Linked DNA regions of Homo sapiens: region 2 is linked to region 1. Evidence: chromatin loops called from intact Hi-C (ENCODE). Cell type or tissue: B cell. All regions are shown on one strand. Links, peaks and the distances in the headings refer to the core of each region. The heading gives the core; the rest is flanking DNA.

The links. Peaks named below come from ENCODE experiments on the same cell type or tissue, not always from the same donor. Only the 100,000 strongest peaks of a DNase experiment are listed, where the experiment ranks them.
Region 2: it touches region 1 in a loop (3.0-fold over the local background); 4 of 110 quality-filtered maps call a loop at or near these places.

Annotation. Positions count from the first base shown.
Region 1 is chr6:31,969,159-31,978,481 of GRCh38, reverse strand. It overlaps SKIC2 (SKI2 subunit of superkiller complex), which reads right to left. Exons shown (of 28, transcript NM_006929.5): 27 at 9,062-9,202; 28 at 8,731-8,967. The coding sequence ends at 8,767. DXO (decapping exoribonuclease) reads left to right here and starts at 6,344. Exons shown (of 7, transcript NM_005510.4): 1 at 6,344-6,553; 2 at 6,801-7,162; 3 at 7,335-7,570; 4 at 7,657-7,876; 5 at 8,004-8,139; 6 at 8,279-8,373; 7 at 8,458-8,667. The coding sequence starts at 6,807. The coding sequence ends at 8,605. It overlaps WHR1 (winged helix repair factor 1), which reads right to left and starts at 6,119. Exons shown (of 7, transcript NM_004197.2): 1 at 5,971-6,119; 2 at 5,725-5,861. The coding sequence starts at 6,070. RefSeq lists an enhancer at 5,847-6,557. In B cell, for the core only: no CTCF peak of the experiment used is centred there; DNase peaks (open chromatin) are centred at 6,191, 7,361, 7,671, 9,252 and 3 weaker places; H3K4me3 peaks cover 2,124 bases; H3K27ac peaks cover 3,186 bases.
Region 2 is chr6:31,722,210-31,734,477 of GRCh38, reverse strand. It overlaps MPIG6B (megakaryocyte and platelet inhibitory receptor G6b), which reads right to left and starts at 11,105. Exons shown (of 6, transcript NM_138272.3): 1 at 11,034-11,105; 2 at 10,492-10,839; 3 at 10,246-10,336; 4 at 9,851-9,891; 5 at 9,634-9,713; 6 at 7,764-9,508. The coding sequence starts at 11,094. The coding sequence ends at 9,404. It overlaps DDAH2 (DDAH family member 2, ADMA-independent), which reads left to right and starts at 5,179. Exons shown (of 6, transcript NM_001303007.2): 1 at 5,179-5,613; 2 at 5,733-5,832; 3 at 5,954-6,027; 4 at 6,186-6,305; 5 at 6,786-6,935; 6 at 7,125-7,438. The coding sequence starts at 5,317. The coding sequence ends at 7,241. CLIC1 (chloride intracellular channel 1) reads left to right here. Exons shown (of 6, transcript NM_001288.6): 2 at 215-324; 3 at 517-642; 4 at 806-912; 5 at 2,080-2,261; 6 at 3,475-3,879. The coding sequence ends at 3,636. RefSeq lists an enhancer at 1-640. In B cell, for the core only: a CTCF peak has its summit at 4,962; DNase peaks (open chromatin) are centred at 4,277, 4,647, 4,927, 6,767 and 2 weaker places; H3K4me3 peaks cover 3,263 bases; H3K27ac peaks cover 5,369 bases.

The DNA of each region.
Region 1 (9,323 bases), core at 1,324-9,323:
ATTAACTAAAATCCTGGATAAAAATGTTATTTTAAAATTGTTTAAGACCAGGTACAGTGGCTCATGCCTGTAATTCAGCATTTTGGGAGGCTGAGGTAGCAGGATCAATTGAGGACAGGAGTTCGAGACCAGTCTGGGCAACACAGTGAGACCCCCCCACCCGCCACATCTCTACAAAAAATGTAAAAACAGCCAGGCGTGGGGGCAGACACCTATGGTCCTAGCTACTTGGGAGACTAAGGCAAGAGGATCACTTGACCCAGGAGTTTGAGGCTGCAGTAAGATATGATTGCAACTGGGCAACACAGTGAGACCCCATCTCTTAAAAAAAATTGTTTAGACACTAAAGAGCTCACAGGATAACAGGAATTACCACTAATATAACATCTAAGTAGGCCGGGCGAGATGGCTCAAGCCTGTAATCCCGGCACTTTGGGAGGCTGACGTGGGTGGATCACCTGAGGTCAGGAGTTCAATATCAGCCTGACCAATATGGTAAAACCCCGTCTCTACTAAAACTACAAAAATTAGCCGGGCGTGGTGATGTGTGCCTGTAGTCCCAGCTACTCAGGAGGCTGACACAGGAGAACTGCTTGAACCCAGAAAGTTGCTGTGAGCCGAGATCATGCCACTGCGCTCCAGCCTGGGTGACAGAGTGAGACTCTAACTCAAAAAATAAAAATAAAAATAACTGGGGCCGGGCACGGTGGCTCATGCCTGTAATCCCAGCACTTTGGGACGCTAAGGGTGGATCACTTGAGGTCAGAAGTTCAAGTTCAAGACCAGCCTGGCCAACATGATGAAACCCGGTCTCCATTAAAAATACAAAAATAGGCCAGATGCGGTGGCTCATGCCTGTAATCCCAGCACTTTGGCAGGCTGAGACGGGTGGATCACGAGGTCCGGAGATCAAGACCATCCTGGCTAACACGGTGAAACCCCATCTCTACTAAAAATACAAAAAAAAAAACAATTAGCCAGGCATAGTGGCGGGCACCTGTAGTCCCAGCTACTCGGGAGGCTGAGGCGGGAGAATGGGTGAACCCAGGAGGCAGAGCTTGCAGTAAGCCAAGATCATGCCACTGAACTCCAGCCTGGGTGACAGAGCGAGACTCCGTCTCAAAAAAAAAAAAAAAAAAAAAATTAGCTGGGCGTGGTGTCAGGTGCCTGTAATGCCAGCTACTTGGGAGGCTGAGGCAGGAGAATCACTTGAACTCAGGAGGCAGAGGTTGCAGTGAGCCAAGATCATACCACTGCACTCCAGCTTGGTGACAGGGTAAGACACTGTCTCAAAAAAAAAAAAGTAATTGGAACATGGAGGGCATTTATTAATCTAGGCAAATCTGCCCAGAACATTTTCAAAAGTAACTGGGCGCATAAGGAAACAAAACTCAAAGAGAGAATAAAAACAAACCCCAAAAGACAAGTAATAGTGGAATTATCCTTTCCACGGTCTCCCTCTGATGCCGAGCCGAAGCTGGACTGTACTGCTGCCATCTCAGCTCACTGCAACCTCCCTGCCTGACTCTCCTGCCTCAGCCTGCCGAGTGCCTGCGATTGCAGGCGCGCGCCGCCACGCCTGACTGGTTTTCGTATTTTGTTAGTGGAGACGGGGTTTCGCTGTGTTGGCCGGGCTGGTCTCCAGCTCCTAACCGCGAGTGATCCGCCAGCCTCGGCCTCCGGAGGTGCCGCGATTGCAGACGGTGTCTGGTTCACTCAGTGCTCAATGGTGCCCAGGCTGGAGTGCAGTGGCGGGATCTCGGCTTGCTACAACCTCCACCTCCCAGCCGCCTGCCTTGGCCTCCCAAAGTGCCCAGAGTGCAGCCTCTGCCCGGCCGCCACCCCGTCTGGGAAGTGAGGGGCGTCTCTGCCTGGCCGCCCATCGTCTGGGATGTGAGGAGCCCCTCTGCCTGGCTGCCCAGTCTGGAAAGTGAGGAGTGTCTCTGCCCGGCCGCCATCCCATCTAGGAAGTGAGGAGCGTCTCTGCCCGGCCGCTCATCGTCTGAGATGTGGGGAGCGCCTTTGCCCCGCCGCCCCGTCTGGGATGTGAGGAGCGCCTCTGCCCGGCCGCGACCCCGTCTGGGAGGTGAGGAGGGTCTCTGCCCAGCCTCCCCGTCTGAGAAGGGAGGAGACCCTCCGCCCGGCAGCCGCCCCGTCTGAGAAGTGAGGAGCATCTCCGCCCGGCAGCCGCCCCCTCCAGGAGGGAGGTGGGGGGGTCAGCCCCCTGCCCGGCCAGCCACCCCGTCCGGGAGGTGAGGGGCGCCCCTGCCCAGCCACCCCTACTGGGAAGTGAGGAGCCCCTCTGCCCGGCCAGCCGCCCTGTCCGGGAGGGAGGTGGGGGGGTCAGCCCCCCACGCAGCCAGCCGCCCCGTCCGGGAGGGAGGTGGGGGGTCAGCCCCCCACCCGGCCAGCCGCCCCGTCTGGGAGGGAGGTGGTGGGGTCAGCCCCCCCCGCCCGGCCAGCCGCCTCGTCCGGGAGGTGAGGGGCGCCTCTGCCCGGCCGCCCCTACTGGGAAGTGAGGAGCCCCTCTGCCCGGCCAGCCGCCCCGTCCGGGAGGGAGGTGGGGGGGTCAGCCCCCCGCCCGGCCAGCCGCCCTGTCCGGGAGGTGAGGGGCGCCTCTGCCCGGCCGCCCCTGCTGGGAAGTGAGGAGCCCCTCTGCCCGGCCACCACCCCATCTGGGAGGTGTGCCCAACAGCTCATTGAGAACGGGCCACGATGACAATGGTGGTTTTGTGGACTAGAAAGCGGGAAAAGGTGGGGAAAAGATTGAGAAATCGGATGGTTGCCGTGTCTGTGTGGAAAGAGGTAGACATGGGAGACTTTTCAAAAAAAAAAAAAAATAGTGGAATTATCAAAAAGACAATTAAAAAAAAAAAAAACAGCACTTTGGGAGGCCGAGGCAGGCAGATCATCTGAGTCAGGAGTTTGAGACCAGCCTGGCCAACAGGGTGAAACCCCATCCCTATAAAAATACAAAATTAGGCCGGGTGCGGTGGATCATGCCTGTAATCCCAGCACTTTGGGAGGCCGAGGAGGGCAGATCACGAGGTCAGGAGATCAAGACCATTATGGCCAACATGATGAAACCCCCATCTCTACTAAAAATACCAAAATTAGCTGGGCATGGTGGCGCGTGCCTGTAGTCTCAGCTAATCAGGACAGTGAGGCAGGAGAATTGCTTGAACCCAGGAGGCAGAGGTTGCAGTGAGTTGAGATCACACCACTGCACTCCAGCCTGGGCAACAGAGCGACACTCCACCTCAAAAAAAAAAAAAAAAAAGGGAAAACTAAGGCAACAATGACCACAGCAGTCACCTCCCAGGGACATTCTGATCAGAGACATTTTGATCAGAGAGGGATATATGTGGGATACTGGTCATATTCTATAGTTTGACCTAGGGAGTGGCTAGATAGGTATCTGCTTTATAAACATCATTTAAATTATATATGTTTATATTTTCATTCTGCAACTTTTAAAGGTTTTTAAAAACAAAAGCTAACACCAATACATTAAAATCAACAAATACTCCTTAAGGAGTGGTTCCATCTGGCATGCTTCCTCACGGGAGACCTAGTCAGGGAGACTAGCTCACCTCAAGTGAGTGCTAGACTGCCTTCCTTTTCTTTCCTCTTTTCTTGAAAGATCACTATTAACCTTCTACCTGCTAAATCCAATGGACAGATTTCAGTTCTGGGTTTTTTTGTTGTTGTTTTCATTTTTTTAGAGACAGGGTCTCCCTCTGTTACCCAGCCTGGAGTGCAGTCGTGCAATCATAGCTCACTGCAGCCTCAAATTCCTGGGCTCAAGCACTCCTTCTGCCTCAACTTCCCAAACAGCTAGAACAATAGGTGCACACCACCATGCCCAGCTAAGAATTTTTGTGTTTTAATTTATTTATTTAGTAGAGATGGGATCTCAGTTATTTAGTAAAGATGGGGTCTCACTTTGTTGCCCAGGCTGGTCTCAAACTTTTGGTTTCAAGCTATACTCCTGCCTCAGTCTCCCAAAGTGGTGGGAGTACAGGCATGAGCCACCACACTCAGCCTAGATTTCAGTTTATATTTTACTTTACCTCTTCCCTCTTCTTAGACCACTGTCTTGAATCACAGGTTCTAATACTGCCAACTACTTCACTTTCTCAAAAATCTCTTTACTTTCACAGTAGGCCTCTTCCTGGGTTACTTTTTTTTTTTTTTTTTTTGAGACAAAGTCTAGCTCTATCACCCAGGGTGGGGTGCAGCGGTGCTATCTCAGCTCACTGCAACCTCCGCCTCCCCAGCTCAAGCAATCCTCCCACCTCAGCCTCCCCAGTAGCTCTATAGGCGCGTACCACCACGCCTGGCTAATTTTTGTATTTTTTGTAGAGATGGGGTTATGTCATGTTGCCCATGCTGGTATCAAACTCATGAGCTCAAGAGATCCACCCACCTCGGCCTCCCAAAGTGCTGGGATTACAGGTGTGAGCCACCGCGCCGGCCTCTGGGTTCCTCTTAACTCAGGCAAGTCCCTCTCTGCCTCTGTCACAGATTCCTCTTCTTCTGCTTTCCCTTTATGTCAGTGGATCTCAAATTTTAAGGCACACTTAAAAAGCACTTGAGGCAGTTCAAAAATGTAGAGTCCCAAATCCCGCCCCAAGAGAGCGTAATTCATTAACCTTGGATGAGTCCCAGGAACCTGTATTTTTTTTAACAAGCAGCCCACGTAATTTTGACACAGGCATAATAACTCAGCTCATATATTCAGTAACACTGCCTTAAATGATGGTGTTTCCCAGCATTGTGGATTTGACCCTATTAACTTCCACTCTAAACCTGGAGTCCTTAACCACGGACCTCGCAGGATTAGTAAAATATTTCCCCCCTAACTATACATACACCCTATGTATATGTGGCAAACGTGCATTTTTCTGGAGAGAGATAGCCATAGCTTTTATCACCTTCTAAAGATTACAAAAAGGTTAGAAATCACTCCTCTACCCACTCTTCCTACTGGATCTCACCACATCACAGAATTAACCACTTGCTATTCACACCTCCATGACTTGTAATTCTATTATCACTGGCCCAGAATTCTCTCCAACTCTCATATCCAACTGTCTAATACCTTTGTCTTTGGATGCTCCACATGCACCATCAACTCAACTTGTATAAAATTAAACACATTATCTGTAGTCCAACAACTAAATGTGCTCCTAATACCACCAGCCACGCAGTCATCTGGAAAGTCTGAGTTGTCCTGGACTCCTCCCTCTTCCTCACTCTCCTCTCCCTCCCTACTGCACTGACCTAATTTAGGCCTTCACCACTTCTCAGATGCAGTATCTTCTTAGCTGACCTCCCTGCCTCATCCACTATCTCCAATACACCATTCCCTCTCTCTATGATATTCTCTACCAGCCCATCGCCTCAGTGTAAGATGGAAACAACACTGATGTACAAGGCCTGTCATGATCTGACGTCTGACTGCACTCCCAGCGCTGTATGTTCGAACCATGCCCCATGACTCGGTTTCCCCAAAAGCCTCGTTCTTCTACCTCCATGATTTGAAATGCCCTGTACTACCTGCGGGACTTTTAACAGGGTCTCTGTGGCACCCCAGTGCCTGGCACAGTGCCCTCGCCTGAAAGGCCTAATGCTTGCTGAACGGCTGGCGGAGTGACTGAGTGACAGGGAATTCCAGGAGTTAGGAAAGGGGCTTCCGGCGGTCGCACCGACGCCCCTCACCAGCTGCCGGTCGGCCACGGTCCTGTCAGGCACAAGGCTGTACACCTGGCTCCTCAGCACGATGGGCGGCAGCGCGTCCTCAAACAGGCCTCGCGGGAACAGCTGCATGAGTTCTGAGACAGCCGCGCGCGCCGACCCTGGGCAGATAAATCGGCTCACGGACAGGGAACTGGGGCGGGGACGCGGTTCTAACAAAACTCTCGGCTACCGGAAGCGAGGCCCCACCCCCGGGGTTGCCATGGTTACCTGGCTCACCCCGAAGAGGATCCGACTCCACAGGCCCTCGCTTCCGCCGCCTCTTAACTCCAAAGGTCTCCGGGATCAGGTGATGCCTCTTCCAGCTCATATCCCGGGATTTTATGGTACCGGGGAAGGGGTAGGAATGGAGGGAAGAGAACCTGAAAATAGGGTCTTCCGGCGCAGAGCAGTGACGTACGGTCTCCCCGGGCGTCCCTCCTAGACCAGGTGATGACGAAAGGAGCGTCAACTTGTCGTCCCTCAGGCCCGTCAGTGCTGGGAGGGGCGGTGGCGACGCACATACCAGCATCACCTCCGCCAGGCCGGGCCCCACGCCGGCCGCGGATTGGCTCCCTCCAAGGGCACGCACGCCCGGGGACTCGTTGGCGGCGTGGAGGGGCGCCGGTGGCCACGTTGGTGTCAACCTCCTTCGTGAAGCTCACACCTCCCCCGCCCCGGGAGGGGTTTGCCCGCCACTGTCGCTGAATGATTGCATCATCGAAAGCAGAAAACCACTTTTGCATCCTTCGGCCTCTGGCGTGCCTGCCATGACGTCATAGCTCTGCGGAGGTGGAAGTTGGGGAGCTTTGAGGTAACTGGATTCTTGATCTGAGCGCAGACGTCCTTCCTAACCTCACTGCATTTGGAGGACCTGGAGGGAGGGTGGGTGAAGGGCAAGGAAAGAGGCAGGATGAGAGCTTGGCCGCGGTGGCGTCTGAGGGGCCTGAATGTTTCAAGGCCAGAGCCTGGCGATCAGGTGGCTCGCTTAGTCCTAAACCAGTCATCCTTCTCCAGGCCTCCTCTGTAGAATGGAAACTCTGTACCCCTGCTTGTCTTAGGACCTCATGGATCCCAGGGGGACCAAGAGAGGAGCTGAGAAGACAGAGGTAGCTGAGCCTCGGAACAAACTACCTCGTCCAGCACCTTCTCTGCCCACAGACCCTGCCCTCTACTCTGGGCCCTTTCCTTTCTACCGGCGCCCTTCGGAACTGGGCTGCTTCTCCCTGGATGCTCAACGCCAGTACCATGGAGATGCCCGAGCCCTGCGCTACTATAGCCCACCCCCCACTAACGGTCCAGGCCCCAACTTTGACCTCAGAGACGGATACCCGGATCGATACCAGCCCCGGGACGAGGAGGTCCAGGAAAGGCTGGACCACCTGCTGTGCTGGCTCCTGGAACACCGAGGCCGGTTGGAGGGGTGAGCAAAGCGTGGTAGGCAGTATATCTGGAGACCCGTACCTACCCTCTAAAATTAGGAGAGCCAAAGCCGGGGTGAGAATCAGTCCTTAGAAGAAACAAGACTATTCTTCGAGGGGAGCATCTCACTAATGCTTGTGTCAGACCTTCAGCCTGTAACTCCTGCCTCTCAGGGGTCCAGGCTGGCTGGCAGAGGCCATAGTGACGTGGCGGGGGCACCTGACAAAACTGCTGACGACACCGTATGAGCGGCAGGAGGGCTGGCAGCTGGCAGCCTCCCGGTTCCAGGGAACACTATACCTGAGTGAAGTGGAGACACCGAACGCTCGGGCCCAGAGGCTTGCTCGGCCACCGCTCCTCCGGGAGCTTATGTACATGGGATACAAATTTGAGCAGTACATGTGTGCAGGTGAGTTGCCCCTGCTTCATAGCCCCCTTCCCCTTCCCAGAGGTTGAGAGCCCCCCACGCCTGCTGCTGCTTCTCTCCTTGTGCAGACAAACCTGGAAGCTCCCCAGACCCCTCTGGGGAGGTTAACACCAACGTGGCCTTCTGCTCTGTGCTACGCAGCCGCCTGGGAAGCCACCCTCTGCTCTTCTCAGGGGAGGTAGACTGCACAGACCCCCAAGCCCCATCCACACAGCCCCCAACCTGCTATGTGGAGCTCAAGACCTCCAAGGAGATGCACAGCCCTGGCCAATGGAGGAGTTTCTACAGGTTCAGGATCGGGGTGGGCAGGGCGAGAGCTTAGGCTTGAAGGCTGGGAAAGGGACTTGGGGAGGAGGGTGAAGGCAGAATGGAGGGTGCACGAGGGGTCCCACTGATCCCTTGCTTTTCCTGTCAGACACAAGCTCCTGAAATGGTGGGCTCAGTCATTCCTCCCAGGGGTCCCGAATGTTGTTGCTGGCTTCCGTAACCCAGACGGTTTTGTCTCTTCCCTCAAGACCTTTCCTACCATGAAGATGTTTGAATATGTCAGGGTAAGGGAACGATGTTGCAGCTCCCACCCGTATCCCCAAACACCAAGACCACAGGTCTAGCATCCAGGGCAACAGCCTGCCTTCTCTCCTCCCACCACCCCCACTGCCCATCTTCTGCCTCCTCCTCTGCCTGCTCCAGAATGACCGTGACGGCTGGAATCCCTCTGTGTGCATGAACTTCTGTGCCGCCTTCCTTAGCTTTGCCCAGAGCACGGTTGTCCAGGATGACCCCAGGTGAGGCATTCAGCTCTGTCCCTCCCCTCTGGATCCCAGGATCCAGCCTCTGGCCCTCAACTGATGCCTCCATCTGCCCCCCAGGCTCGTTCATCTCTTCTCTTGGGAGCCTGGCGGCCCAGTCACCGTGTCTGTACACCAAGATGCACCTTACGCCTTCCTGCCCATATGGTATGTGGAAGCTATGACTCAGGACCTCCCATCACCCCCCAAGACTCCCTCTCCCAAATAGTAATGCTTTAGAGGGAGGCAGTCATATCTCTGTGTGCAGATAATAAAAGCATATTTCTAAGAGGTTCTCTCGCTGTCTTCTTAGCTGAGTCATCCCTGTCCAGCAACTCAAGCACACAACAGTGCTTTGCTGTTTTATCATCATGTTTTTACATGGGGCATTCACTGGGTGTAGAGGCTGGCCGCAAATACGATGTCCCGCCGTAGCAAGGTAGCCGCTGTCTCCATCTTGGCACCCAGCACAGGCTCTCCTACCAGGCGGGCTGCCCCCCGCAGTGAGCGACACATCTCAGCCAGGCGCTGAATGCAGCGGACCACCAGGCCCTCAGGGGTCCCTGAGAGCCCTGCCAACTCGGAGAAGGGCTGTGGGGAAAGTAGGGTGAGGACTGGATGCACTCAGCCTGGGCAGGTTCTCCCCAGCCAGCCGTCTGCAAAATCCCAAACCTCAGGTACTCACCATGCCCCGGGCCCACTCATATACAACCTCAACCAGCCCAAAATTCAGCTCCCCCACAAATTCCTCCACCGTCTGGTTCAGGCCACAAGCCACCTGGACCTCACCAATCCGCTTGGCCACAGCCCGGACACGTTCTATTCCCTGCAGGAAAGAAGGAGAGGTTAAGGCCTGCCTTCCTGCTCCAGGACAGGGAAGGACCAGATCAAGAAGGCAGCCATTTTCCATCCTTGGGGCACTTACAGGGCTGGAGGGGGTCACCTGG
Region 2 (12,268 bases), core at 1,845-9,844, 240 kb after region 1:
TCTGGGGAACCAGAAGCCTGCCTTTGCAAAACAGTTTCCCATTGATCTGCCTTAGGTTTGACCCAGGCCCAAGGGCAAAGAGCCCATAGTGAGGGGACAGTGTATGTGTCATGACTAGGCAGAAAACAGCTGGTCTGGGAGTGGGAATGCAGGGACTGGCCTAGGGATGGGTGGGGTGCATCAGGCATAACCTTGGGTTGGGGTTACTTTTCAGGCTGGCAGTGATGGGGCCAAGATTGGGAACTGCCCATTCTCCCAGAGACTGTTCATGGTACTGTGGCTCAAGGGAGTCACCTTCAATGTTACCACCGTTGACACCAAAAGGTAGGCCTGCTTATGTTCCTTGAAACACCCCTGGTGTACACATGTGTGCAAACACACACCCACCCGAGTCCTTCTGTCATGAACATTTTTGCCCTCCCCCTGGAGTCCCTTTCTTATCCCACGTCCTCCATTCCCCCTTTCTGGTTCTTCCTGACCCCCATTTCCAGTCCTGATTCCTGATCCTTTCTCCAGGCGGACCGAGACAGTGCAGAAGCTGTGCCCAGGGGGGCAGCTCCCATTCCTGCTGTATGGCACTGAAGTGCACACAGACACCAACAAGATTGAGGAATTTCTGGAGGCAGTGCTGTGCCCTCCCAGGTATAGGGGCACTCAGAAAGTGGAGAGGTGGAGCAGGGAGATTCTGGGAAACAGACAGTTTGCAGAAATGGAAAACAGAGATGGTGGTGGGGCTGGGGCAGGAGAGCTAGCTGAGGTTCCTCCCAGGAAGACATCTTACCTCATTTTTCCCATTGGCTTTCAGGTACCCCAAGCTGGCAGCTCTGAACCCTGAGTCCAACACAGCTGGGCTGGACATATTTGCCAAATTTTCTGCCTACATCAAGAATTCAAACCCAGCACTCAATGACAGTGAGTCTTGTGGGTCAGAGGCCTGGGTCCTGGGAGGAATAGAGAGGACCCAGCGGGTAGGAGACATTAGGGGCACCTGGACGTTCAGATATCAGGGAGATGAAGCAGATGTTCGTAAATTTCCCCCAGCTTCCCATTTTTGCTTTACCTCTATATTTCCCTGCATTTTCATTGGCCAAGACTTTTAAGCTTTTCTCATTTGTTCCCTAGCCTCTTCTGCCCCACTGAGGACGTTAGTTGGCTGCTGGCCTGTTTTCTGGCAGAATAGGGTCATGCTTAAGAACAGTCATCACTCTAGATCCAGACTACCTGAGTACAAATCCAACTAGCCGTATAATTTTGAGCAATCATTTCACCTCTCTGTAAGTCCATTTCCAGATCCACAAAATTAGGATGACAATACCTATTTCATGGGTTGATATAAATTTTTTTTTTTCTTTTTTTTTGAGATGGAGTCTCGTTCTGTCGCCCAGGCTGGAGTGCAGTGGTGCAATCAGCTCACTGCAACCTCTGCCTGCCGGGTTCAAGCAATTCTCCTGCCTCAGCCTCCTGAGTAGCTGGGATTACAGACGTGCATCACCACGCCCAGCTAATTTTTGTATTTTTAGTAGAGACAGGGTTTCACCATGTTGGCCAGGCTGGTCTTGAACTCCCGACCTCAGGTGATCCACCTGCCTCGGCCTCCCAAAGTGCTGGGATTACAGGAGTGAGCCACTGCACCCGGCGATATAAATGAGTTTGTAAAATGTAAAGTGTTCACTTTGGGAGGCCGAGGCTAGCGCACCACCTGAGGTTAGGAGTTGGAGACCAGCCTGGCCAACATGACTGGTCTCTACTGAAAAAAATACAAAAATTAGCCAGTTGTGGTGGCAGGCACCTGTAATCCCAGCTACTCAGGAGGCTGAGGCAGGAGAATCATTTGAATCTAGGAGGCAGAGGTTGCAGTGAGCCGGGATCATGCCACTGCACTCCAGCCTGGGCAACGGAGCAAGACTCCGTCTAACATAAAATAAAATGTAAAGTGCTTAGAATAACACATAGAAAAGTAACTACATGAGTGTTAGCTATTATTATTTTGGACTCACCATTAGTATCCACCCCCAACGGGCCTTTTCGGACTATGTCAATCTTTTCCTGAAGTTCTAATCAGTTCCCTCTCTTGCACAGATCTGGAGAAGGGACTCCTGAAAGCCCTGAAGGTTTTAGACAATTACTTAACATCCCCCCTCCCAGAAGAAGTGGATGAAACCAGTGCTGAAGATGAAGGTGTCTCTCAGAGGAAGTTTTTGGATGGCAACGAGCTCACCCTGGCTGACTGCAACCTGTTGCCAAAGTTACACATAGTACAGGTGTGTGGTTATTGCGGGAGGAGAGGATGACCACTGGAGTGGCCCTTTAAGGAGCTCCCACATGGGCTTCCCCTGACAACCACTCTAAAGACGATTTCTTTCTTAGGGTGGTTTTCATAAATTGCTACCAATGGCAGACCCCACCCCAGTCCTTTGCAGCAGTCATTGCTAACAAGACCACTGCTTGAGATAATTATATTCCATGATGTAAGTCATGGGTGCAAACAGACTAGCAAAGAGGAATACATCCCAGTATTACTTTTGAAGAATGCTCTTCCTGTCTCGGTATCACTGCCAAATTCCCAGATTAGACAGAGCAGGCTTTTCCTAAAGTCAAAGCTTTAACTTTCTTTATAACTTCAGTCTTCACTTCCTCTTGTGGAAGATCAAAACTGCTGGTTCCCATGTTTTTGTCATAGTCTCAAAGCTATGGTTTAGTTTGTGCAACATGGGCCTGACATCAGTCTGCCACACAACTATGTAGTGAACATCTGTGTACTAAGCATTGAAAGATACACAAGTGTATGGTGACTGGGCCTTGCTCTCAAAGGGTTGAAATCTGAGACAATAAAATATTCACATGAAAGTTAAGAATATATGATGAAAAGTCAGATGGGCCGGGCGTGGTGGCTCACGCCTATAATCCCAACACTTTGGGCGGCCAAGGCTGGTGGACCACCTGAGGTTAGGAGTTCGAGACCAGCCTGGCCAACATGGTGAAACCCCATCTCTACTAAAATTACAAAAATTAGCCGCACATGGTGGTGGGCACCTGTAATCACAGCTATTTGGGAGGCTGAGGCAGGAGAATCACTTGAACCCGGGAGGCGGAGGTTGCAGTGAGCCAAGATCGCGCCATTGCACTCCAGCCTGGGTGACAGCAAGACTCCATCTCAAAAAAAAAAAAGTCTGATGAAAAATATAGAGACAAAAGTCACCTGTGTCAGTGCCTGAAGTGGTATAGGGGGAAAAAGTCACTGTGGAAATTCAAGAGGAGAATTTTATAAGTAAATTATATCTCAAGTTTTAAAAACTCAGGAAAAATGGCTGGTTATTAAAAGCCAGGATTTCAGTAAGTGAGAAGGAAGGCTAACGACAGTACAAGACAGTGAGGAGTTGAGCTGGTTTTATCATGTCGGCCTGGGGAGAAGGGAAAGCCAAGGTGGCTTCCCTGGGTCTAACATGTTGGTCCCTCTCCTCTCCCCATCCTCAGGTGGTGTGTAAGAAGTACCGGGGATTCACCATCCCCGAGGCCTTCCGGGGAGTGCATCGGTACTTGAGCAATGCCTACGCCCGGGAAGAATTCGCTTCCACCTGTCCAGATGATGAGGAGATCGAGCTCGCCTATGAGCAAGTGGCAAAGGCCCTCAAATAAGCCCCTCCTGGGACTCCCTCAACCCCCTCCATTTTCTCCACAAAGGCCCTGGTGGTTTCCACATTGCTACCCAATGGACACACTCCAAAATGGCCAGTGGGCAGGGAATCCTGGAGCACTTGTTCCGGGATGGTGTGGTGGAAGAGGGGATGAGGGAAAGAAATGGGGGGCCTGGGTCAGATTTTTATTGTGGGGTGGGATGAGTAGGACAACATATTTCAGTAATAAAATACAGAATAAAAATCAAGTGTTTTTACGCAATGGGGATTTAAAGTGTGGGCGACATGGAATGAGGGGTGGGTCAGTGATCTTGAGCTCAGGGCAGAAGCCAGGAATTAAGAAGGGAAATGTTTGTGGTGGGGCTGCTATGTTTCGTGCCGGTCCGCCGGTCCGCCGTTGCGCTGTTCTGAGGTCTACGAAGCGTTTGCAGCCCCGTCGCCAGGGCCGGCCAGATCTGGGTGGGCCTGGGCAGCGCTCGCTGGGCGGTGCCGATTTCTGGCAAGGGGGGCGCAGTCTGGATGTAATGGGCGAGGCTTAGCAGGGCGGAATGGGCGTGGCCCGAAGAAGCCCCGCCCCGTCCCGCTTAGACAATGCCCCGGAGCCGCCAGACCGTCGCGCCCCTGCCCCATCGTAGTATATGAGCTCGCCTACACAAGGACCCGCGCTAAAAGCCAGAGCTCCCAGTCCCCGAGGCTTGAAGACGGGGACTCCCTTCTCCACCAACTCTGTCCTCGGGGGGTGGGGCCCCAGCCGAGATCACAGCGCGACAGGAGTGGGGGTGGCCGCTGGAGGTGAGTCTTGCGTGGGGGGCCCTGAACCGTGTGGGGGCCGGAGTTTGGGGGTGCCGGGCCCATGCCTGCACCAGACAGAGAGTATGGGGAGCCGGTATTTGGGCGCGGAGCTAGGCGGGGTGGACTTTGGGACATAGACGGGGAACCGGGTCCTGGAGCCGGGAGTAGTGCCAGCGCCCCGGAACCACGCCCCCTGTTACCCCGCCCCTCGCATTTCGTTTTAGACCTCTCCCAGTCCTTCGGGACTCGGTCTGGTTTATACTAGGTCGCGCTAGGGGCAGCGTGACCAGCCAGGGCGGAGAGAGGATGCTTAACTCCTTAGGCTCGAACTCCTCCCTTCCTACCCACCTCTCTCCCTTCTCGTTCGGGTATTCAGGACTTCCATTCCCCAGCCCCTGCCTCTCCAGCTTTCTCCTTCTGTCCCATAACCCCTGCGGGTCGCGGGCTGGACTTCCAGTCCCTGCGGTAGCGAGCAGCTGAGGGTTAAGGGGGCGGGGCTGCTGCATTTTTGGGGAGTGAGCGCATCCTAGTGGCTGCCAAGAGGGGCGCCCGACAGGGACCTCACAAGCCCCCAAGCAGGGGCAACAGGTGTTTTGGAGATTAGAGACCCTAGCCTTGTTCCTCAGGCTCCTCTTAAAGAATCTGACCCCTGAGGGTGCTGGGTAGAGTGAGGTCGACAGGAGCGGAAGGTCTGGAGTGGGTGGGGCGGAGTGGGAGGGACGCCTAGAGATGGCAGGAGGAAGACCTGGGCGCTCTTAACCACCCCCAACGCCCTTGTCTGCATGTCTTTTTCTCTGTCTCCTCCTTTTCTGTTTCTTCTCCCAGACAGGTGAAGAAACAAGAAAACTAAGAAATCCGAGCGGTTGGAGGGGGAGTCTGTGTGGATGGGATGGGGACGCCGGGGGAGGGGCTGGGCCGCTGCTCCCATGCCCTGATCCGGGGAGTCCCAGAGAGCCTGGCGTCGGGGGAAGGTGCGGGGGCTGGCCTTCCCGCTCTGGATCTGGCCAAAGCTCAAAGGGAGCACGGGGTGCTGGGAGGTAAACTGAGGCAACGACTGGGGCTACAGCTGCTAGAACTGCCACCTGAGGAGTCATTGCCGCTGGGACCGCTGCTTGGCGACACGGCCGTGATCCAAGGGGACACGGCCCTAATCACGCGGCCCTGGAGCCCCGCTCGTAGGCCAGAGGTGAGCGCCGTGGCGCGGGTGTGGTATGGGGAAAGGCAGAAGGAACTGGATGTCGGGGCTTTGGGGAAGAATTGAGGATGGGGGTGTCACAGCTCCGTGCCCTCTTCTCCTATCCTAAGGTCGATGGAGTCCGCAAAGCCCTGCAAGACCTGGGGCTCCGAATTGTGGAAATAGGAGACGAGAACGCGACGCTGGATGGCACTGACGTTCTCTTCACCGGTGAGGCTGGGGGGAGGCATAGGTCTTGGCACAGGGAAGTAGAGTTTGGGAGACTCGGCCGTCTGGAGCCTTGTTTCTAACTCACTCCCGCCCTCAAACCTCCGCGGCCTCCCGGACTCAGGCCGGGAGTTTTTCGTAGGCCTCTCCAAATGGACCAATCACCGAGGAGCTGAGATCGTGGCGGACACGTTCCGGGTGCGGAGCGGGACCAGCCTAGGGAGGGAGGGGGTGCAGGTGGGGGTCGGAAGGGCCTGGGCGCCCGCTGAGGAAATGAGAGGCAGAGAGCAGCCTATGTTTGAAGATACCCCATCACCCCTCCCGCGCCCCTGAATACCTCCCTTCGCTCTCCCTAGGACTTCGCCGTCTCCACTGTGCCAGTCTCGGGTCCCTCCCACCTGCGCGGTCTCTGCGGCATGGGGGGACCTCGCACTGTTGTGGCAGGCAGCAGCGACGCTGCCCAAAAGGCTGTCCGGGTGAGGAGGGGGCGGGGCCAACGAAAGTGGGCGCAGTTCTGGGCCCGGGAGGCCGGGAGCTGGGAGGCTTAGGAAATTAGCCCTAACCCCTGCCCTCAATGGGCTGTCCATCTTACATGAAAGAACACAGGAGAAAATAAGAAGTTACAACAGCAGGACTGGGAACAGGGGTGATTAATTTGCTCTTCCGGAGTTTCAGGAAACCCCAAAGGTGGCACCTAAACTGTGACTCTAAGGATGGGTAGGACAGATAGGAGGGGCTGGGGAAGGTAGGGGGTTGAAAATAACTGCATGTGATTCCAAGGTGGAAATTAGCAAAGGTAACTAAAGTACTTAGTGTCTGACATATCGTAAGCTCTATGTGCTTGCTGTCATTATTTTCCACAAATGTCAGTCCGTCCCCAGCCCTTAGTGGTGGTTGAGCAGGCAGACACAGCTGTGGAGAGGTTCTGAGACTCGAACACTTCCTCTTTCCTCTAGGCAATGGCAGTGCTGACAGATCACCCATATGCCTCCCTGACCCTCCCAGATGACGCAGCTGCTGACTGTCTCTTTCTTCGTCCTGGGTTGCCTGGTGTGCCCCCTTTCCTCCTGCACCGTGGAGGTGGGGATCTGCCCAACAGCCAGGAGGTGAGAGAGGGCAGGAACTCCAACACCAAGCACCATCAGAGAAAAGAGTTTCAGGCTTTCCTAGTGGGAGGAAGGAAGGGTACCTTCTCTAGAAGCCTGGGTGGGGCCACTCTGAGCTGGCTGGAAGAGTGGCCTGGCTCAGCCTGAGGTCTCACTCCCCTCTCCCCACTCCATGTCTTCCCTGTGCAGGCACTGCAGAAGCTCTCTGATGTCACCCTGGTACCTGTGTCCTGCTCAGAACTGGAGAAGGCTGGCGCCGGGCTCAGCTCCCTCTGCTTGGTGCTCAGCACACGCCCCCACAGCTGAGGGCCTGGCCTTGGGGTACTGCTGGCCAGGGGTAGGATAGTATAGGAAGTAGAAGGGGAAGGAGGGTTAGATAGAGAATGCTGAATAGGCAGTAGTTGGGAGAGAGCCTCAATATTGGGGGAGGGGAGAGTGTAGGGAAAAGGATCCACTGGGTGAATCCTCCCTCTCAGAACCAATAAAATAGAATTGACCTTTTAGACTGGGCTGTGACTGGTGTCTTACTGGGGCAAAGGGATAGGGCAGGGCTGAAACCTGAGTTTGGGGTCAGTGCAGGGAAGAAGGCCTCTTATTCAAAAATCTTGTTAGGTACTTATCAACTCATTGCCCAACCATGTCATAGGTACTTGAGCACAAGATGAACAAGACAGAATTTCTATCATGGGAAGTGTGTCCAGGGCAGAGAAAAGAGTGTATGGGTGGATTGCTCACTGAATTTATCTAAATGTTAGATGATTCAGAGACTGGTAGATTACCAGTCCACCCCTATTTGATAAAGAAAAAGAAATGACACTTCCAGGGACATTCATTTTCATTCATTCATTTAATGAGGCTTAGCAATGATATCAAAAGGGTCAGTCTCCTGACGTTGGGGAGCTCACAGTACATGCAAATTTCTTACAAATTGAAATACAGGTTGTCATGGAACAATTTACAGAAGGCTGTTTCTATGAGGGAAATAAAGGGGGTGCGCCCTAGGGCATCAAAGTATATGCAAGGGGTGGCCAAGGAGGGTCACCTTCCCAGAAAAGGCCATACTTGAACTAAGGATAAATAAGAATTAGCCAGGCAGATAGTGTGAAGGAGGGAAAGGGGTAATACAGGAAGAAGGAATTGCACTGGGCAAAGACATTTTGGGGCTAGGGAGAATTCTCTAAGGCTGGCATTTTCTAAGATGTGCATGTGGAATGACACAGGTAAGCCTGGAGAGTGGACAAAGTGCTGTAGTACCTTGTATCCAAAGCCAAGGCACGTGGGCACAGAGCTGAAGCTAAGGAGAGTACTTCAGTTCTGTAATAAGGGCTGTCAGGAGCAGTTATCTCTTGAGTAGGATCTCTCTGACTTCAGGGAGGAAAGCAAGGGTAGGAGGATGAGGTGGGGCTATGGGTAATCCAGGAAGGAAGTGAGCAGAGTACATTCACGTGGCAGCGCTGGGCATGGAATACAGTGTGGGTTTGACAGTGATGTTAAGATAGAAAGACTGGACTTCATGGCTCATTGTGTGGGAGTAAGAGAGAAAGGAGGTCTGCGTGACTCCCAGTTTCTGGGTTGGGCAACTGGGTTGTTAAAGAGAATACAGAGGAGAATTAAGTGAGCAGCTTCAGAGATGACAATGAGTTGGGTTTGACATTCAGAGTGCGAAATGCCTGAGGTCAGTCAGGCAGAATGTCTAAGTGGAAGTTTGTTAATCCCAAATCTGAGATCTGAGCCAGAGAGAGTTCTGAGTGTCATTTGCAGAGGAGGGGGCTGAGGACTGACTGTTGATGAGAGTGTCCCAGAAGAAGAGAAAGGGACAAACCTAGAATGGTGGGAAATACTGTAGGGATATGGAGCAAGGAAGAGGAGTCCAAAAAGAAAACACCAGCAACAAAGAAAAACAGCTTAAAGAATCAGGCCGGGCGCGGTGGCTCACACCTGTAATCCTAGCACTTTGGGAGGCCGGGGCGGGTGGATCACGAGGTTAGCAGATCAAGACCATCCTGGCTAACACAGTGAAACCCCGTCTCTACTAAAAATACAAAAAATTAGCTGGGCGTGGTGGCGGGCGCCTGTAGTCCCAGCTACTCAGGAGCCTGAGGCAGGAGAATGGTGTGAACCCGGCAGGCGGAGCTTGCAGTGAGGGAGATGGTGTCACTGCACTCCAGCCTGGGCAACAGAGCGAGACTCCGTCTCAAAAAAAAAAAAAAAAGGAGCTAGGGCTTGATTGGGTATAGAGAGGACACTGGTGGTGAGGGAGACATGGAGGTTATAGGAGAGATGGGAGTAAGTTTAGAAGTAAGACCAGTGGCAGAGACAGCCTGGAACCCAGGTCTCCCAACTCCCAGTCTAGCACTTATTTCTATACCATGGTGCCTTCCTCTTCCAGGTGAGGAACCAAGGAGGGGAGAGGGATTATGGGGAGCTGGGATCCCCTAGCTTGGGAGGTTTGGAGTAAGGGCTTCCCTTCAAACTACAACTGCATAGATGGTGGAGGCATCAGCAGGGTCCGCTGTGGACAGCCGGCGGGGCCTGCTGAGGGCTAGATGGTCCAGATCCGCATAGAGCAGGCTCTGGAGGAGGAAGGGGAGGAAGACAAGATGGTCTCCACAGTCTTCCTTGGGGTTCAGGCCTTTTTTTTTTTGGTCCATTTTCCTCAGAGATTCTGGCTATCCCCTTCCCATCCCCATGCCCTTACCGGTTCCTGGTCCAGGTCCCCTGGAATCTTGGGCTCTTCCTCCTTTACTGGCCTCTGGGGCTCGGTTTTCACAAGTGGAGCTATGTGGGGGGGACAGAGCTGAAGGATGGAGAGAAGGTGACCAACGTGTCTGCTCCCAGCAAGGGCTCAGACTCAGGAATTGAGGGGTGGGGAGTGGGCATGTAGGAGAAAGAAAATGGGGTGGAATTAGTCTCACCAAATCTAGGGAGTGGTCGAATCGGTTGCGGGGGCAGGCGCCTGTAAGGGACATATGAGTCTTTGAGAACCACCAGTCTTGTCTCACTGGTTCTCCTGGGACTCGCCACGCCAAGGACAGCCCAGCAACTTGAAGGCTCAGACCGGAAACAACTTAGACTCTACCCCACCGACAGTCCAGCCCAGGCTCTAACTCTGCTGCACTTCCAGCTCATCTGCTCTGGTGGGGCTCTACTCACCAGTCAGCGGCCTCGCTCCCACCTTTGACCTCTCCCATTCTTCGCCAAGCCAGGACCAGAGCTCTAGGTCTAGCTCTTTCTTTTGCGAAGGTTCTGGTCCTGCCCCTTCCACCTCTGGTCACTCCCCATTTAACGAGGCCGGGTCCCTCCTGCTCACCTGTGCAGCCACCAGACCAGGCCCAAAGCTCCCAGTCCGAGCACCAACCCAGCGCCCAGCAGCGGGATCAGGAGCTGGGGATACACGGACCCTGGGGGAAAGGCGTGGCGGGGAGGGATGCTGAGGTCAGGGGTTTGACGAGGGACAGCCAGCAGTCCCGCTCAAGAACCCCCAGCCAAGGCCCTCTTCCCTCCTCCGGGTATGTGTCGGAGTTAAGTACCCTTGTGCGCACAGGCCTGCACCTACCATGGGTAGGCCCGGGGGCCTTGCAATAGGTCCTGTCCCCCAGCACGTGAAGCACTGTACGGCTCTCGTCCTCGTGGCGGCCCTTGCAGAAAAAAGTGCCCGAGTCCCCCGCGCTCAAGAGGAGCTCCAGCCGCCGGATACCAGAGTCCAGGGAGCGTAGGCGGCCGACGAAAGGCTGGAGGGGAGGCACGGTGGGGGTCCCGCTCGAAGAGGCCCACAGGATCGGTCGGCGTCCTTTGGACAGGCCCTTGCAGGCCGGGAAGCTGGGTGCCCAGACCCAGCGGATGGGATGAGAGACTCCTCCGCAGGAGAGATTCACCCGGTCCCCAGGGCGGCCGTCCAGAGAAGCTAGGAGAGGCCGGAGGCTGTGGTTAGGGCACGTCCACAGGGCAAGACGACCCTCCATCCCGTCTCCTCTTTCTCTTCTCTGTTCTGCACTCCAGCCATCCTGGATCTTCCCACACACAACCCACCCTACTAGGCGGCCCTTATCTTGCTTCAGCCCCTCTGCGTCTATCACAACTCTCCCAGGGATCGCTTACCCCCAGGGTTCCCTTGGGCCCTCGAGAGCAGCAGCGGTAGCAGCTGCAGAAACACAGCCATGGTTAGGATGTGGTGAGGAGAAGCTGCGAGCGAATCAGCGGCGTGGGGCCGGTTGGGGGGGGACCGGAGGGAAGTTAGGCGTGGGGAGAACGGAGGGGCTGGGGGGCTCCGATAAGAGAGGGGGCGGGGCCACCAGCTGCCCAGATCCCTTTGGGAATCCTCGCAGGCAAACTCGGAGTCTTCAAATGGTTCTCACTTAAAATGTGTGCTCGGGCCATTTACACAAATGCTTTGGCCTGCTTAACTTTTCAGGTGCGCCTGTAATCCCAGCTACTTAGGAGGCTGAGGAGGGAGGATCGCTTGAGCTCAGGAGGTCGAGGTTGCAGTGAACTGTGATCAGGCCATTGCACTCCAGCCTGGGCGACAGAGCCAGCCAGACCCTGTCTCAAAAACAACAACAAAAAAAACTCCTGTTTTGTAGGGGATTGTGATAACGAAATAAAGTAATACATGTAAACTGCTTAGAATACATAGGATCACTATGTAAGTGCTTGCCATTATTATTACTATTTCTATTCTTTTTTTTTTTTTTTTTTTTGAGTCAGAGTCTTGCTCTGTGGCCAGGCTGGAGTGCAATCTCGACTCACTGCAGCCTCCGGCTCCTGGATTCAAGTGAGTCTCCTGTCTCAGCCTCCTGAGTAGCTGGAACTACAGGTGCATGCCACCACACCTGACTAATTTTTGTATTTTCAGTAGAGATGGGGTTTCACCATGTTGGCCAGGATGGTCTCGATCTCTTGACCTTGTGATCCACCCACCTCGGCCTCCCAAAGTGCTGAGATTACAGGTGTGAGCCACCACACCCGGCCTACTATTTCTATTCTTATTTTAGCTTCTACCTCACCTCTCTGTGCCCATGCTGTTCCTCCTGGCTTGGTACCCTGCCCAAGTTGGCAGGTTTTGACTGGGGAGGTGCTTTGGAGCAGGTGCACACAGCCACACCTAGGACAATTGCTGCTGCTGGACTGGAGCAACAAGGCCACACCAAGCGCAAGTGGAGCACGGGTGACATCCTGAGAACCTTCATGGGAGCCTGAGGCAGCCCTACTTAGCAGACCTGTGGTGGCTCTCCTGGATGAGTAGCCCCAGCCCCTGCCTCTGCTGCTGTGGCATCACAGAAGCCATCAGTGAGTCACTTATTGCTGAGCAGGCATTGGAAAGACCGAGTGGGGGC